Regions from separate parts of the Mus musculus genome. Here region 2 is linked to region 1. A link is a loop called in an ENCODE intact Hi-C map of the cell type or tissue named here. Cell type or tissue: heart. All regions are shown on one strand. Links, peaks and the distances in the headings refer to the core of each region. The heading gives the core; the rest is flanking DNA.

The links. Hi-C counts contacts between places; a loop is a spot of excess contacts. Peaks named below come from ENCODE experiments on the same cell type or tissue, not always from the same donor. Only the 100,000 strongest peaks of a DNase experiment are listed, where the experiment ranks them.
Region 2: it touches region 1 in a loop (5-fold over the local background); 2 of 42 quality-filtered maps call a loop at or near these places.

What each region holds. Positions count from the first base shown.
Region 1 is chr6:29,161,021-29,169,516 of GRCm38, forward strand. It overlaps Rbm28 (RNA binding motif protein 28), which reads right to left and starts at 3,704. Exons shown (of 19, transcript NM_133925.2): 1 at 3,471-3,704. The coding sequence starts at 3,588. It overlaps Prrt4 (proline-rich transmembrane protein 4), which reads right to left. Exons shown (of 5, transcript NM_001101443.1): 5 at 8,210-8,496. In heart, for the core only: CTCF peaks have their summits at 3,825 and 5,334 (motif pointing right); a DNase peak (open chromatin) is centred at 3,701; H3K4me3 peaks cover 1,489 bases; H3K27ac peaks cover 1,115 bases; H3K27me3 peaks cover 211 bases.
Region 2 is chr6:29,344,158-29,352,033 of GRCm38, forward strand. Calu (calumenin) reads left to right here and starts at 3,949. Exons shown (of 7, transcript NM_007594.4): 1 at 3,949-4,051. In heart, for the core only: no CTCF peak of the experiment used is centred there; a DNase peak (open chromatin) is centred at 3,894; H3K4me3 peaks cover 2,504 bases; H3K27ac peaks cover 2,139 bases.

The sequences.
Region 1 (8,496 bases), core at 1,725-5,724:
CCAGAGCACCACACACGGTGCACAGGCAAAACACCCATGGACATCAAATTAAGAAATTAAAATTTTTAAAATTTATTTATTTTATGTATATGAGTATACTGTAGCTGTTTTCAGACACACCAGAAGAGAGCATTGAATCCTATTATAGATGGTTGTGATCCACCATGTGGTTTCTGGGAATTGAATTTGGGACCTCTGAAAGAGCAGTCAGTGTTCTTTTTTTTTTTTTTTTTTTTTTTTAAGAATTATTTATTTATTTTATGTATGTGAATACACTGTAGCTGTCATCAGACACACCAGAAGAGGGCATCTGATCTCATTACAGATGGTTGTGAGACACCATGTGGTTGCTGGGAATTGAACTCAGGACCTCTTGAAGAGCAGTCAGGGCTCTTAACCGCTGAGCCATCTCTCCAGCCCTCAGTCAGTGTTCTTAACTGCTGAGCCATCTCTTCAGCCCAAGAAATTAATTTTTAAAAGAGGGGGATTAATAGTAAAACTGTAATTTCTTGCGCGCGCGTGCATGTATACACACACATACACACACACACACACACACACCAATGGAGATGTCTACCCATGGCCTGAAGAAGAAACCTTATACTCCACTTCCCTTTCAAATCCATTTAAATCTCCTCCAGAGGACATGTGTTATAGCACAGGGTAGTCATTTGTATAAACTGGTTGCATGGCTGACACATGACACCAGAAAACAAATGATGATATGAATGTTAGGGGAGGTACTGTCACTAAGGTCCTGCTCCCCAATTGGTTCTTGACTTGTCAAAACCCAATTGGTTCTTGACTTGTCAATAAAGAAGGCCGGGGTTGTGGGGGAGGGGAGGAGGGAGGGGTAAGGGCAATTACTGGATAAAGGTACAGGTGGGACATCTGGGTCCCAAGAGGAAAAGGAGACACAGGGAAAGAGAGAAGGGCTTTTCTGTCATGCTTTGGAACAAGAAGAAAACAGCAGTCATGATGTAAGGTCTAGAGGCAGCTAGGGCCTGCAGCCTATGCAATGGGCAGGGGCCAAGGATGTTGGTGGGGGCTAGCTGATGCAAGCCACTAAGTTTAGGGTGAAGGAGAGACAGAGATGATAAATGAAAAGGGCACATATTTCCAGGCAGGAGGTATCTGCGCCCAACAATTGTGCCTAGATGCAAGTTATAAAGGTAACGGAACAGTGTGTGTGTCTTTTATCCACGGATTCAAGGGTCTCGGGAGTGGGCTGATAACTCAACTCCTCCAGGAGCAAAGGTGGGTAAGAAAGAGAAGCCAGGTAAGTGCTGGCAGTGCAGATCCTAGAGCTAAGCCAGGAGAGACAAAAGCGAGCCAGGAAGGGCCAAGGGGTGGCAGCTCCTGGGCAAGGCAGTAATGTGTTTTTTTAAAACTACACATAACACGTGAAGATTGGTTTCTTTTCTCTTAGAACTTCCTCTCACAAAAGCCTATCACTCATCTTTCAAGAAATAAGAAAAAAACGAACAAACAAAAAAAGACCCTCCCCACTTCTCCATAAGTACAATAAAAATATAGCTGCTCATCTGTGAGGTTAGTGCCCAAATAAAGGCAAAACAGTAACTGTGTCTCCACGAAGAACTGCCACACACATTCAGACCCTCACAATTCTAAGTGCCATGCTAACCCCATTATAAAACACCCACCTCTCCTCTACACAGGAGTGCAACAGTTGTTTCTAGTACATCTCACTTGCCTGGATAGGAAGCTCATACATTTTCTTAAAAGGGGTATGAGAGACTGTAAGGATTTAGACCAAGAACACAGAAATCCACCTGCCTCTGCCTCCCGAGTGCTGGGATTAAAGGCATGCACCACCACGCCCGGCATTAATGTCCTTTTAAATGAATGTTTCTTTCTTGTTTTGTCTTTTGAGGACAACGTCTTATATAACCCAAGTAGGCCTCAACTTCCTGATCCTCCTGCCTCCACTTACTAAGTGCTGGGATTACAGTCAGATACCACCACTCCTGGCACAACATTAGTGTTGTAACATTTATTTACTTATGTGTGTGCAAAAGTATGGGAAAAATCTGGTAGGAGTTGGTTCTTTCTGTCTATCAGGTTGAAGTGGGTCCTGAGATCTCTTCTCGATGTACTCGTGAAAGTTGGACATAATTTATTCTTCTGCCAAGTCTTTCATTTTATCTGTCTCTCAATTAGATATTACTTTCAAACATGGGTGCTTCCTTCTACAATTGTTTGGGATTAAAGGTGTGTGCTGAAGCTGAGCCACACAACTAGAAATAGGATTTTCTAGTAAACACCACAATCTGAGGACTCAGTGTGATCGAATCTCCTGTCACACCTTCATTCACTTCCTCGTCACCCTGGCCACCAAGCTCTCTTCTCACACAAGGACATACTTGCTTTAATATCCTCAAGGTTGCTGTTTCCTGAATTCAGACTGTTTTATCCCCCCAGTTCTTAGTTCACTCTCCTCAAACAGGTCTTCCCTAGCCACCCTATCTACACACACACATTCCCTCTTTTGACTTTTCTCCTTAGCATAAATTTATCACCATTATCAACATATAGTTTGGCTATTTGTTGGCTGTCTTTCAAACCATAAGTGTATGAGAACAGAATCTGCGTCAGTGATTTAGTGTCACACACCTGTTGTATCCTAAGGGCAGCCAGCAATGTTCTAAAATACAGTTGGCATCCAACAAGTAATAAATAAATAAACAGATGAATGCATAGGATGTGCTAACGTGCTAATCAAACTGAGTCCTCTCACTAGCCAGATCAACTCCAGACCATTTAATGTCTTTAAAGATTATATTCCTTTATTTAAAAAAAATGGGGTTAAGGCTCTTTGTCCTATAAGATTGTTGAGAACATTAAGTAAGTTAACCCATGTCAAACTAAGCACTCTTCCGGCCTAGCAGCCATCTCAATAAGCCGCACTGGTGCTTTATTAAACGTTACTTTGGGATGTTTGTTGAAGACGGGGTCTCGCTATGTAATCCAAGTTGTCCTGAACTCGCTATTATATAGACCTGGCTGTCCTCGAATTACCAGCAATCCTCCTGCCACAGCCTTCCCAGATGCTGGGATTACTACCATTACTCCAAGCTAATGGGCCTGCGTTTGAACTCCTGAACACGCGTAATAAAGGGGAAAACGCAATGGAAACGTTAAGTGAGTGCTTTGCCTTTCATAAATCAACCTTATTGGCCGATCTCCAGCTGAGTCCGTTTAGAAAAGAATCTTAGCTCCCGGTCCCGTACTTCTGGAGAGAGCAAAGAACTTGCTGGGATGGCTCACGTCATTAATCGGAGGATTCAGGAGGCAGAAGCACACGGGCTACCGGTAGCGAATCCGAGGCCAGTTAGGGCTAAAGAGTGAGAGCCCTGTCTCAAAACAAACAGATCATAACTATAGAGCTCCCTGAAATTGGGTTGTTCCCATACCTTTGCACATGCCCTCTGCACCATCCCACTCCTTACCTTTCTCTGTCACCACGAAGCACTGCTTCACCGGACCCACCTGACTGAACAGCTCTTCCAGCTGATCGCTGCGAGCCGAGGGCGGGAGACGGCCCACGAATAAAGTCAGACCGGCCATGAGACCGAGAGACAAGCGCGTGAGGCTGCGAGCACCTCACGCCGGCGCGAGCGAGGGCTGGGATGAGCTCTGGCAGGAAGGCGGTGCCGAGTTGCCGGGAAATTCAGGAAGTCCTCTTTGCTCAAAAGAGTCCGGGAGGAAACGCAGACTGGAAGGAATAGTTCCGGAAAGAAAAAGAAAAATGACGTCCTGGGGGCGGAGCTTCTTGAACGACGGTCTCTGTGCAGTCCCAGCACCGCCCCCGCCACTGGGGGAAACTTGACATCAACAGCTTAAAATTCTCTTAAAATCTTTCATTTAGGAACTCGACCCCAAATTCACCAAAGCAGGCAGAAGTCATTTTCCCCCTAAGCCTGCCCTCATCTGACATAGAGTGGGTGTTCAATAAGTTTTTTTCTGAAGAGTTGCCACATATCACGCGGGGGGAAAAAAACACATATGCAAAACGTCATAGACACAAGCATGTAACATACATAATTTGAACTAGTCACATGTCCTCAGAAAACATGAGACAAACTGTCACTTGGCCGCAGAGACAAATTGTATCTACTAAAATCCCCAGAGAACAAATACTACGTACGAAATCATATTTTCAATTCTTACTGATTGAGCTCCTACTTATATATTAGGAGTAAAATTCATTGCCGAAAAAAAAAGACATGGTCCCTGCCGTCATATAAAATAGAGTCCAGAGTGAGAGACAGACGTTTATTTTTAAAATCTTACAAAATCTCTGCAAGATCACATCAGAGCACACGGAAGCCAAACATAACACCCAGCTATATGCACAGACCTAGGATGCACTGCTGCCCAGAGACAGAAGATCTTCATTTATGTCTGTTTATCAGACAGACTGGAGGCTACCCACAGTGTTTAACACTCAGTGGGCTTCACTGTCTGTCTTACATGGAAAAATGCTGTGCTTGCAGAATGCCTAGCTGCAAAAAGTACCCTAGGCACTTTTAAAGTCTTTACTTTTAAGTTACAACAGCTCAGTAGGTAGAAAACACCACAAAAGATGAAAGGCACAGTGAAAATCCCCAAGAGTTATCCACATTCAATATAATGGATGGACGGATGGATGGATGGATGGATGGATGGATGACGTGTAGGTAGTAGTGGTGGGAGGAATGTGCTAAGCATGAAATTTATGAAGTCCTAGTAGGCTTCAAATAATTAATATGTGCTTTTAGAAAAAGAACCCCCACCACAGTTATATTTTAAATAGATAAATCAGAAGAAAAGGCACTGAAATACAAAACAGATTGTCAAGGCTACCATAAAGTCGATCCTATCTTACATAAAAAGTAAAGTGGGCAAAAGAAGTAGAATCTTTTAAACAAAATTGGTTTGGAATTCCACATCCTCCTCAAGAATCAAATTCTAAGTGGGGCAGTGGTGGCGCACGCCTTTAATCCCGGCACTCGGGAGGCAGAGGCAGGCGGATCTCTGAGTTCGAGGCCAACCTGGTCTACAAAGCAAGTTCCAGGACAGCCAGGGCTACACAGAGAGACCCTGTTTCGGAAAACAACAACAACCAAGAATCAAATTCTATCCTCAAATACAAACTTGTATTGGGGGACCTAGTCATAGCTGTGGTAGATAAAGGGGGAAGAATTTAATATCCATTTGTAATCCTCCTCTCCCCTCAACAAACAAACAAACAAACAAACAACCGTTCTAAATACCCTAAGTCCAATTTTTCCTTAAAGGACAAAGACTAAACTGTTTCCCTACATCCATCAGGGGGCAGCATATACCCATAGTCAGGGTTCTGTGTCCCTCAGAATACACAGTAAAACTGAGCCTTCTCATCTTCCCCTTTATTCAGATGTGGATCCCCCATCTGTCTCCTGCCTCCTCCCCTTCTAGCCATGCATATCAGGAAGGGCATATGGTTCTTCAGCCAAGAATATTTGCTCATCCATCTACTCAGGACTCATGCAGTGTTCTTTATTAAATAGCAGGAGTCATGGAACCCTGCAAGGTGGCTTCCAAGGGAAATAAACTGCAGACCTATCCCTCATCCATCACTGTAGTGAAGCCTGGGAAGGAAAGAAGAGAAGCCTGGGATGTCCTTAGGCTTTCCCTCTGGCTCCACTCCTCACTCTCCCCAAAGGCTGAGCCTTCTATAAGATTAGGTAGTTCTTATTCTCCCCACTTCTCACAACTGTAATAATTGTTTGTGCTATAATGACTCTTCTATTAGTGCTTGCCTTTCCTCTGCATATCAAACATTCATAGTTTGTTTCCTTCTCTGCCTTTTTCAGTCTCATCACCTGATATATTTGAGCCTTCAACAAATAATTTTAAGGGAGTGGATTAATTCATGAATGAATGAAAGTTTATCATTCAGACCCTCCAAGTACCGATATTGAAACTGTAGGATGTATGCATTAGGATCTAACTCTATTCCTTCTGAGAAGCCTGCTTTGGGTAAGAAATAAGGCACAAGATAAAATGCGCAGCTAACTGAAGTCTTGGCTTCTTTGTGTGTGAAAAAGCTAGGGATTTGTTTTAATTTTTAAAAAGATTTTATTTATTTTATGAGTACACTGTAGCTGTCCTGAGCCATACCAGAAGAGGGCATCGGATCCCATTACAGATGATTGTGAGCCACCATGTGGTTGCTGGGAATTGAACTCGGGACCTCTGGAAGAGCAGTCGGTGCTCTTAACGGCTGAGCCATTTCTCCAGCCCAGGGATTTTTTTTTAATTTTGTTTTTATTTTTATTTGTAGGGGTGTGTGTGGATGAGAGATGTGTACACGAAGGACAAAAGACATCATCAGATCTCCTTGGTTTGAAGTTGATGGTGATTGCGAGTAGCTCAAGGTGGGTGCCAGAAACTCAAGTTCTCTGAAGTTAAAAAAAAAAAAAAGTTTTAACTGGGAGTGATTTATATGAAGGAAAATTAACAAAGTGTCGGATCTGGTGAGTACTGAGAAATGTTCCTCTGGCCTCCTTTCTCATCAGCTGCATTCAGAGCTCTCAGACGAGAAAAAAGCAAGTATCTGTGAGAGATGAACGGAGTCAGACTGGATGGGGAGGCTCCAGATTTGACTGCTGTGCTCAGGGGAGAGAAGTACATGGAGCCAATTAGATTCAGTGAGGAGAATGGGAAAGACCAAGCAGCTGGAGAGGATGAGTGTGAGGAAGGGATGACAGAGGGGCTGGGTGTAAGCGGAAGCAGAGGACAGGCAGCTGGGAGGGGCAATGGGGTAAGAAGGAGACAATTTCCCAGAGCAGCAAGCATCCCTTGCATGACACAATGCAGTGCCAATGCCGGGCCCACTGCAGCCACTATGACACCCAGTGAGAAATGCCTGTAATTAGGAAACTGGCAGTTCTCTGGGCCTCAGCCCAGAGTGAGGATGCAGCAAGAATGTCTGAGCCACACTGAGCCAGGTGATGGAGGAGGCACGGTCAGGACCACTCCAGGTCCATCCCTCAGCCTCACCTGCACTGCTGCTTCAAATTTCTCTTCTCTATCAGGACTCTTACCCTCCCTTAGATGGTCCTGGCTTCCCTCCTCCCTCTGAGGTCTTGAGGCCCTGGATACTGTCCTCAATCAAGACAGATCTTCATCTGCAGGGAACAAGAGCTTCAGCCCCTCCCCACCTCCCTTTCTGTATTCCTTTTGGCTCCTTGGCGCCTATCTCCAAACTCCATGAGCTGGTGATCCAAGTTTGGTGCATGTGTGATTGTGTGTGTGTGTGTGTGTGTGTGAGAGAGAGAGAGAGAGAGAGAGAGAGAGAGAGAGAGAGAGAGAGAGAGAGATTAGGAAGCTTCCTGTTTGTTTGTTTTTTTTTTCCACTTTGATCTTGATGTGTATGCCTCTCCAGGTCTCTATGTGATATGCAGGACATCCGCCAAACACTGCCAGCTTTTCATTTTCAAACCTGATCCAAGACCCTGCCACCGTAAACCATTACATTTTAGCCAGATGACAAATGCAGAGTATATATAACTGGAGGCTAAATGCTTCAGGAAAGGGGCAGATACGCTGTAGCTGGTGGCTGGATGTGCTAATGGGTCCCTGCAGGGTGATCTTTCTTTGAGAACTGAGCTGGGGCTGGGGCAAGAGGTGGGCAGTGAAGACAGATTTTTCTCTACTGAGGATCAGAGATGAGAGCTCTGTGGGAAATGGGGATGAGGTCCTTGTAAGACCAGCCTCAAAGACTCCCTGTTGATGAGAATAGACAGCTTCCTCTTTGCAAATTCTTATGGGAACTTGGCAGACAGGTTGTTGGCTGGCCCAACGGAAGCAATCAGGCCCTTTAACAAGTGTGCCCCCATTTCTATGAAGATCTTTATTATTAACTAGCTCCTAGGAAGCTATCTCCTAAGATCTGATGCAGGGCTCCTGTGGACAAAGGCATTTTGCCAAGTGCTAAAGAGTCTCTGACTCCCACCTCTCAGGACCCTGTCTCCTTTAGGAAAAGACATTTGCCAGGCAGTCAGATGAGCGGCTTCCAAGGGCTTGTCTCAAGACTCATTCCCCAGAAGAGTCCTCATTTTCGTGTGAAGGTCCCTGGGAGTCTGAGGTAGAAACTCTGGTGGAGCTGCTGAGGTTGTAGCTGCCCCCCCCCCCAAGCTTTTCCAAGAAGGTCAGAACATTCTCCTCTGAAAAATATTTTATTGATACATTGACTCTGAAAACGCTCATTTCCCAATCAGTTGCGATAAAGTCTGTTGGGCCACAGCTCCATCGTTAGGGAACAGTTCCATGAAGAGATGGCAGAGGTGGGTATGAAGCCCAGACAGGGCACTATAAGCCTTTTGAAGATAGCTGTTTCACTCAGCACCAGGGTAAGGGACATGGTGGTCAGGAGTGGAGCACCTTGGAGCTTTATTGCTGGTGACAGCCAAGGAAAGTAGAACCCTGCCACCCTAAAGTTGCAGCTAG
Region 2 (7,876 bases), core at 1,503-5,502, 180 kb after region 1:
AAAGCATATACTTTTTTTAAAATAAATAACCTTTAACCATGGTAACCAAAAATTCAAAATTAGTTACAGAGTCTTCCTCAGAGAATAAGGAAACAAGATGATTCATCAACTGAAAGAAAGAAAAAAAAATCATAGCAAAGACTACATTCTGACGGGTGGAGGAAACATGTACCCAGGCATATCTACAACCTCAACAGCTAGACCAGAAGGCATGAATTTTTGGTCACATTTCTAAGATGAAACATGTTAAACTTCATCTGAGAACATGTCTGTATGGACTTCAGAACCGCTGGATAACCCTCCTCTTCAAGTCCATTGACAATTGAGTATCTATCTTAAGTAACTTTTCTCTTTTTGTTTCTTAAATCCCTTTATAATTAGGTATTTTCAGAAATTGTCTATGATACTTAATATTTTGCTTGGTATACAACTAAATAATAAATAGTGTTAATTTTGGTTTTAGTGAACTTACAAAATCATTATTAATCTTTTTGTATTTGTTTATTTGAATCCCCACCTTACTCAAAACTAGTTTTCATGTTTAAAAAAAAATCAAGTGTGGGCTGGAGAGCTGGCTTGGTGGTTAAGAGCATTTCTTCTTGCAGAAAATTAACTGAGTCCAACCAATTAAACTCTGTAAAAGGCTATAATATGCTTAGACGTTGAACAAAGTAACTTTACCTCCATTTACTTTAGCTAGAGGCAATTGAAGATGTGGTTAACTCTTTCCATTCATTTATACAGAAGACATACACCTCTAATAACTACAACATCCTTTAAGTTTATGCCTTAAGTGCTGAAGTCTCTTCATTAAATGAGTGTCTAAAGTATGCTACATTACAATAAGCTGGGCTTTTTAAATTAAATGATATTTATATTTTTCTAATAAAAAGGAAATAGACAAAACTACAGCGACTACTTATAGAGTCTCATTTCCATTTCTGCCATTAAAATAAAAAGTAAGATTTAGTTATGCCTACAAAGATCTTAATATTCTGACTTCTTTTGGGGGAATGGGAGTAGGCTTAACATTGAACCCAGGGCCTTCATTTTACTATTGTGCTACATCTATCACTGTTGTTAATATTTTGTACATAAAACATATAATCTTATTAAGAGAAAATTTATAGGAATATTATATTGTTATCTAATTTATTTTACGATGTGGCTTTCTATTTACGTTCCCCGACTAAATCTGGTTTAATACCAATATAATACAACAGATCTGGCCAATAGCCAGATAAGAGCTATGATAAATTAAATGTTGATGATCAGTCTTTCCTAGAGTTAGAGTTAGCCACTATATATAATCGAAATTATGGTTATGAAATCAAGCTGGCCAGAACCAAAACAAACAATTAAAAATATAATAGATTTGTTTTAAAACTCCAATTATAAATAATATGGTTCACAGAATACAAGTAACTGTAAACACAGGGATAAATATACAGTCAATCTAGAGTTGGTTGGTTTTTTGTTTTTAATTTTTGCTTGTTTAAATGCCCATTTCCTTCACTAGCTACTTTTATGCCACTGGGCCAGACAATGTTCTTGATTAGTGTGTGTGTGTGTGTGTGTGTGTGTGTGTGTGTGTGTGTGTTACTCTTAATATATGTCACATTGCGACAAATACAGAGGACTTAAAAATAGATCTGGACTATAATGGCCAGTAGATTTTAATGATATGATCCAGAAGTTGTCGTCTTAACAGCTTTAACAGGCTATTTCCCTCTCTTGAAGATTGCCCTCTGCCTACTACTCAGCCTCATCTACACCAGATGCTAGGAAGTGTTTCCTAGCAACATGGAGCATTAATAATATTCAGTAAGTACTATGTGTCCCTGCACCATGCACAAAATACAGTGCTTGGTCAACAGGGAAACAGTGGATGAGGGTGCAAAGAAAGCAGCTGCACTTTCAAACTGAACCTTCCTCAAGTCTTACTGGCTGATTAGACCCTCAGTGATGTGGTGAAGTCAGAACATTGCTAGTACATAGCCAAATTATTTTGGAACATATTTAACCTTCTTAATATCGATTTATTTAAGAACCTTTTACTTCTCTGTAACTGACCTAACAGCTTTATTAGGCAAGTCATGTGGACTGTAGAAACAAAACACTAATTTCCTTTGGAATGTATGGCTTAGCAGACCACTAGCTTTCACAACTCAAGAGCTAAGCGCATCATCAGATAATTTATCTGAGGGTTATACGGAAGGTTTTTTTTCACTTTGCTATAACCCATTCTCTGATGTTTCCATCAACGTAATTGAAAAGTAATTTTCTTTGTTCTATTACTATAAAAACTTCATCAAACTGTTACTACATTGGTACATGAAATCTGGGTTCCTAGTCATGGTCACTCACATTTGGCTCCATAATAAACTTTCTTTGAGATGAGAGTTGTATTTTGAGTTGGTGGTTTGGATGTTCCAAACAGTAATTGCACACTTTCCTTGTCTTAGGGCAAACTGATTTGCTTTATTGTCTTTCATGAACTTAGTCTTTGTTTTGACTGGACTTAAATTCTAGAGGCTTTGCTATTCATTTCATACATGTTGAAAATAAAGTAGCTCTCAGGCTGGTGAGATGGCTCAGTGGGTAAGAGCACCCGACTGCTCTTCCGAAGGTCCAGAGTTCAAATCCCAGCAACCACATGGTGGCTCACAATCATCCATAACAAGATCTGACTCCCTCTTCTGGAGTGTCTGAAGACAGCTACAGTGTATTTACATATAATAATAAATAAATCTTTAAAAAAAAGAAAGAAAATAAAGTAGCTCTCAATGAATACATGTTTTAATTTCATGGCATTGAGTAGGTGATGGGTTTACTAAGGTTATATAGTTCAGTGGTAGAATGGACAACTAGAATCCTGCACAGAGTCTGGGTTCAAACTCTCCTGTCCCCCGCCCCTCCAAACAAACAAACAAAAAAACAAATTGCTAATTTCCTATGTTTCTTTTAAATCAGGGGCCTTCAACGCAACGGGTTTCTTCCATTCAGTTTCTTCTATTCAGTTCACTTAGTATTGCTGAGAATTTCCTTGGACCTGGGCTGTAAGCTGGGAGCTCCTGATGTGTAAGTCAGGCAGATCTTATTTTGGCACTTGGTCTAATCGAAGACATAAGGACAAGCACCGTTATTAAACAATATCTGGCTGCGTACTGAAAATGCAAACTGCCAGGAAAGCACATGCGTATTATCTGTTTACTGACCAGGAAAGATTCCTAAAACTAACACCTTAACTGAGCACTGGCAACTTCACGACTACAGCTTCCCCTAAGACATTCCAGGATGACAACCTGTTTCATGACTGATGGCTTTCAGTAGCTGAAAAATCGAGAAAACATACTTCAGGCAGAGGAAGCCGCTTTGTGGACAAAGACCACATGGGTGTAAAATGTAAGGCTGTAAGGCTGTTAGGGGAGGCCGGGATCATGATGGTTTAGGCAGAGATGCGAAAGAGCATGGTGGGTGAGAATCGAAGCTGAAAGGTGCGTGTTGGCGGGGCGGAGAGCTGCTCAGTAGATCTGACTCTAGAGCCAGAAGTTGGGCTCATTCGCAGTGGGTGGTGACGTTACAGCGGGACTATTCCGGCCCCAGGGGCTTGGAGGCAGGAAGAAAGCCATCGGAATTACACTAGAAGCCTAGGGAATCAGGGTTGCCTGCCGTAAATGAGGTCGTTGCGGTCAGTGGGCCAAGGTCAGCGAGCCGCGCCCACACACCCAAGAGCAAGGAGCTGGGACTCAGAGTCCCCACGGGCTGGGCAACCCGAGCTGGGCGGGAATCCGGTCCACGCAACTCGGCGCGCTCGCGGGGACGTGGCGATTTCCAGCCAATCCCGGCCACGCGATTGTGAGACCAATGGCCGTACGAAGAAGCCATACGTCAGCAGTGATCGTGCCGGGGATTGGTGTGAAGACCCCCGACAAGTCGGATGGGGGCGGGGCCATTAACCACTTCCGGTTGGGCGGTGCTTGTGCGCGGGAGCTCACTCCCTGGGTGAGCCGCAGCCACGGTATCCTGCGGCGTGGAGCTCCCGGGAAAGGTAAGTTCTGTGGTGCTGGGTGGGTCCTGGTTCGCTCTTATTCTGTCCGTCGGCCCTGTTCCCCATTCGTAGTGGGTGTCCTCACTCCGGTCTCAGTGCACCGGGATGGGCCCGAGGCTCCACTCTGGCCCTCAGAGTGCGGTCCCCGACTTGCTGTCCCGCAGCTCTGCGGAAAGGGTTGTAGCTCCCGGGCCCTGCGCCCTCCTGGGCACCGTTTTTGTGCCTGGTTTCGCGCGTCCTTGATCTCCTCCCCGGGTTCCTCCACTCAGTGTCCCTGGGACTAGAGGGTCACTTTTGTTTGTTTCCTGAAGGTCGGAGAGAATTGGGTAGAGAGTTTTAGTATCCGCTCCCTGCCACCTCGCCGGACTCTTGGGAGCTGCCACCCCGCCCCAAGGCCACATCCCGAGAATTGAGTTGCAAGTGCCAAGAAAGAAAGTGTTAGCTGTCTTACAGGGTGTAGGAACATGGAGAACAAAACGATTGAAAACATAATGTCATTATTTTTAAAACTTCTTGTTAATTAGAAAAGAACGTCGCAGTTTTCTATGTTTGGCTGGATATTGTCATTAATGGAAATAGTTTTCACGTGTTAATTAGGGAGTTAATTACCTTTAAGTAATCACGGGTTTTTTGCTTGTCATTCCCAAGTGTTCTGATTTTTGATATGCTGTATACAGAAGTGAGCTTAATTTTAATTCGCGATAGTTGCTGTAATTAAGAGTGGTTTGCATTTTGTAAAGTTCCTTTTGCATGAGTGGGAAAGATCAGTGGATCTGCTAAGACTTTTGGTTCTTTGATCGAAATTCCTAAGCGTTCAAAGCCTTGGAACAGGGTTTTTTAAGAATTGCATTCACTTCCTGTCATGAACCATCAAGTCAGCATTAATAAGTTGGGAATGATAGCGCTCCAGTTTAATTTAACATGAAGGTAGAGTGACCTGGAGTGGCTGATAATTATTCTTTGCTATACCTGAAAGCTGACCCAGGAGAAGTATATATTTGACCTCATTCAGTTAGATTTAAGTATCGAGCAATAGTCACTGCTAAAGAACTTGTGTTCTTCTGTCCAAATGTGGGACCAGAGAGAACCTATTACTTGTGTGTAAGATACCTATTACTATTACTATGTCTGTCTGGTCCGACTATGAGTTTGGCAGTGTTTCAGGGGTCTCCAACAGGATATTTTGAAGATTCAAAAGGAATCATGAGCTCATAAAAAATATAAAGTATGTGTGTATTCTTCTCAATGTCATTCTCAATCATGGTTGGGCGCCATTCATATAGTGATATGTTAATTGATGTGTTATATCATTGCTTCAGTACAGGAGACTAATATGTTAGTATTAGCTTAATTTTTTTTTGTAACATAGATGTGCCAGGGATGTTTCCGGAATAGCCAGGAATAGTCATGGGAAATGCTTGATTAAGATCCTGGATTCTTTCTAAGTTCGAGGCCAGCCTGGTCTACAGAGTGAGTTCCAGGACAGCCAGGGCTATACAGAGAAACCCTGTCTCAAAAACCCAAAAAAAAAAAAAAAAAAAAAAAAATAATAATAATAATAATCCTGGATTCTCTCTGGGCGTGGTGGTGCACGCCTTTAATCCCCAGCACTTGGGAGGCAGAAGCAGGCGAATCTCTGAGTTCGAGGCCAGCCTGGTCTACAGAGTGAGTTCCAGCACAGCCAGGGCTACACAGAGAAACTCTGTCTCGAAAAACCAAAAAAAAAAAAAGGATCCTGGATTCTTTCTATATAAACTTGGTTTTTTTCCTCTGTGGCTTTGATGTTGTTTTGCATGTGAGAAAGTCTCACTGGTATCCTTGGCTGACCTGGAACTCATTATATAGAGCAGACTGGCCCCAAACTCACAGGAGATCAGCCCATCTCTACCTCCTGTATACTGAGAAGATTAAAGGGATGCACCACCACACCCAGCTTTTCTATGAACTTTAAATATAAATGCCGTTAGGCTGTAACACATTAGAATTAAACAGATGGAATAATATTTATGTATGGGGACAGGTAAACCCTACCTTGGCATGCTTGTGGAAGTCAGAGAGATGGCTCGTGAAAGAAAGCTCATTCTCACGTTCCACCATATAGATCCTTGGGTCCAACTCAAGTTGTTAAGTTGGGTGGCAAATGCCTTTACTGGCTGAATCATCTTGCAAGCCCCTAAAATCACATATTTGCCTATACCTGGCTTTGGGCCAGATCCAGTAATAGAATTGGAAGTTGGAAAGCACATCAAAGCCAAATTGCTGCCACATATCCCCCAATTGATCCAATAAAATGTGTTGGTTTCTAAAAAGTACAAGACTTTAGCTTGGGAGCTATAGAGAGACTTTTTTTTTAAATTTTTATTTATTTTATGTACATGAATACACTGTAGCTGCCTTCAGACACACCAGAAGAGGGCATTGGATCCCATTACAGATGATTGTGAGCCACCATGTGGTTGCTGGGAATTGAACTCAGGACCTTTGGAAGAGCAGCAGTCAGTGCTTTTAACTGCTGAGCCATCTCTCCAGCCCTAGGGAGATAATTTATTTAACTTATGTAGCAATTGTTTCAGAACTGCAGAATCTGGTGGGTGTGGTGGCTCGTGCCTGGAATGCTAGCTTTTAGAAAGCCCAATTGGGAGAATTGCCTCAAGCCAGAGGTCACTAAGCAGCATATGGAGTTCTGGGCCAGTATGAGCCTCAGTGAGACCCTCTGCCTCCACTCCACTCCACCCACACAAACCCGGGAAAGGGAAATGTCTTAGCCACTGAGGGTGTTTGCTGCCAAGCTTGACAGCCTGGATTTCAGATTCAGGACGTAAATGGTGCAAGGTGAGAGTTGTTCTCAGACCTAAGCCCACATATGCCCACATGCATGTACATGCACACACACATACATAAAACAGCATAGCTTGTGGTCATTATTGTGGAGTAATACAAATGAGTTTCAAGAAAATCAGTACAGCTGGGCAGTGGTGGCACACGCCTTTAATCCCAGCACTGGGGGGGGGGGGGGGGCAGAGGCAGGTGGATTTCTGAGTTTGAAGCCAGCCTGGTCTATAAAGTGAGTTCCAGGACAGCCAGGGCTACACAGAGAAGCCCTGTCTCGAAGAAAAAGAAAAAAAAAGGAGGAAGGAAGGAAGAAAGAAAGAAAGAAGAGAAGAAAATCAGTACAAACTTCTTCCAACTGGCGTTATCAACCATGGTAGCTAGGTCTTTTCATCCAAGATCTTGTTAGATTGCTTTTCTCCCCCTAAGATATTAAAATGATTTAGGCTTCTGACACTGAAGGAAGATTGGGCTAAAATAATTACACATTCTTTTATGCATATTAAACATAAATATACAGTAGAATCCAATACTAGACACCACAGCTTTTTTATCCCTGATGTTTTGATAGATTAAGTTGGCCAGTGAGTCATATACTAAAATTTCATCTCAGAGAACCTTTCCTACACACACAAGTTCTAGAACCTTTTTCTTGTAGTTTTTTTTTTCTTGAGGTGTCATTGTTTGAGATTTGTTTTTATTTTATATTTATGGGTATTTTGCCTGCATATGTCTGTGCACCATATATTGCAGTTCCTAAAGAGGACAGAAGAGGGCATAATTTCTTCTGGAACTGGACTTCCAGATAGTTGTTAGCCACCTTGTGGGTACTGAGAATGGAAGCCAGAGCCTCTGGAAGAGCAGTCAATTCACTTAAACACTGACCCTTCCCTCCAGCCCCATAAGTAAGTTGATTGTATGGCTAGAGATTTTTAGTTTGTACTTAATTGCTTTGGTTGTAGAACTGATGATACTCAGCCCTCTTGTATTTCTTCC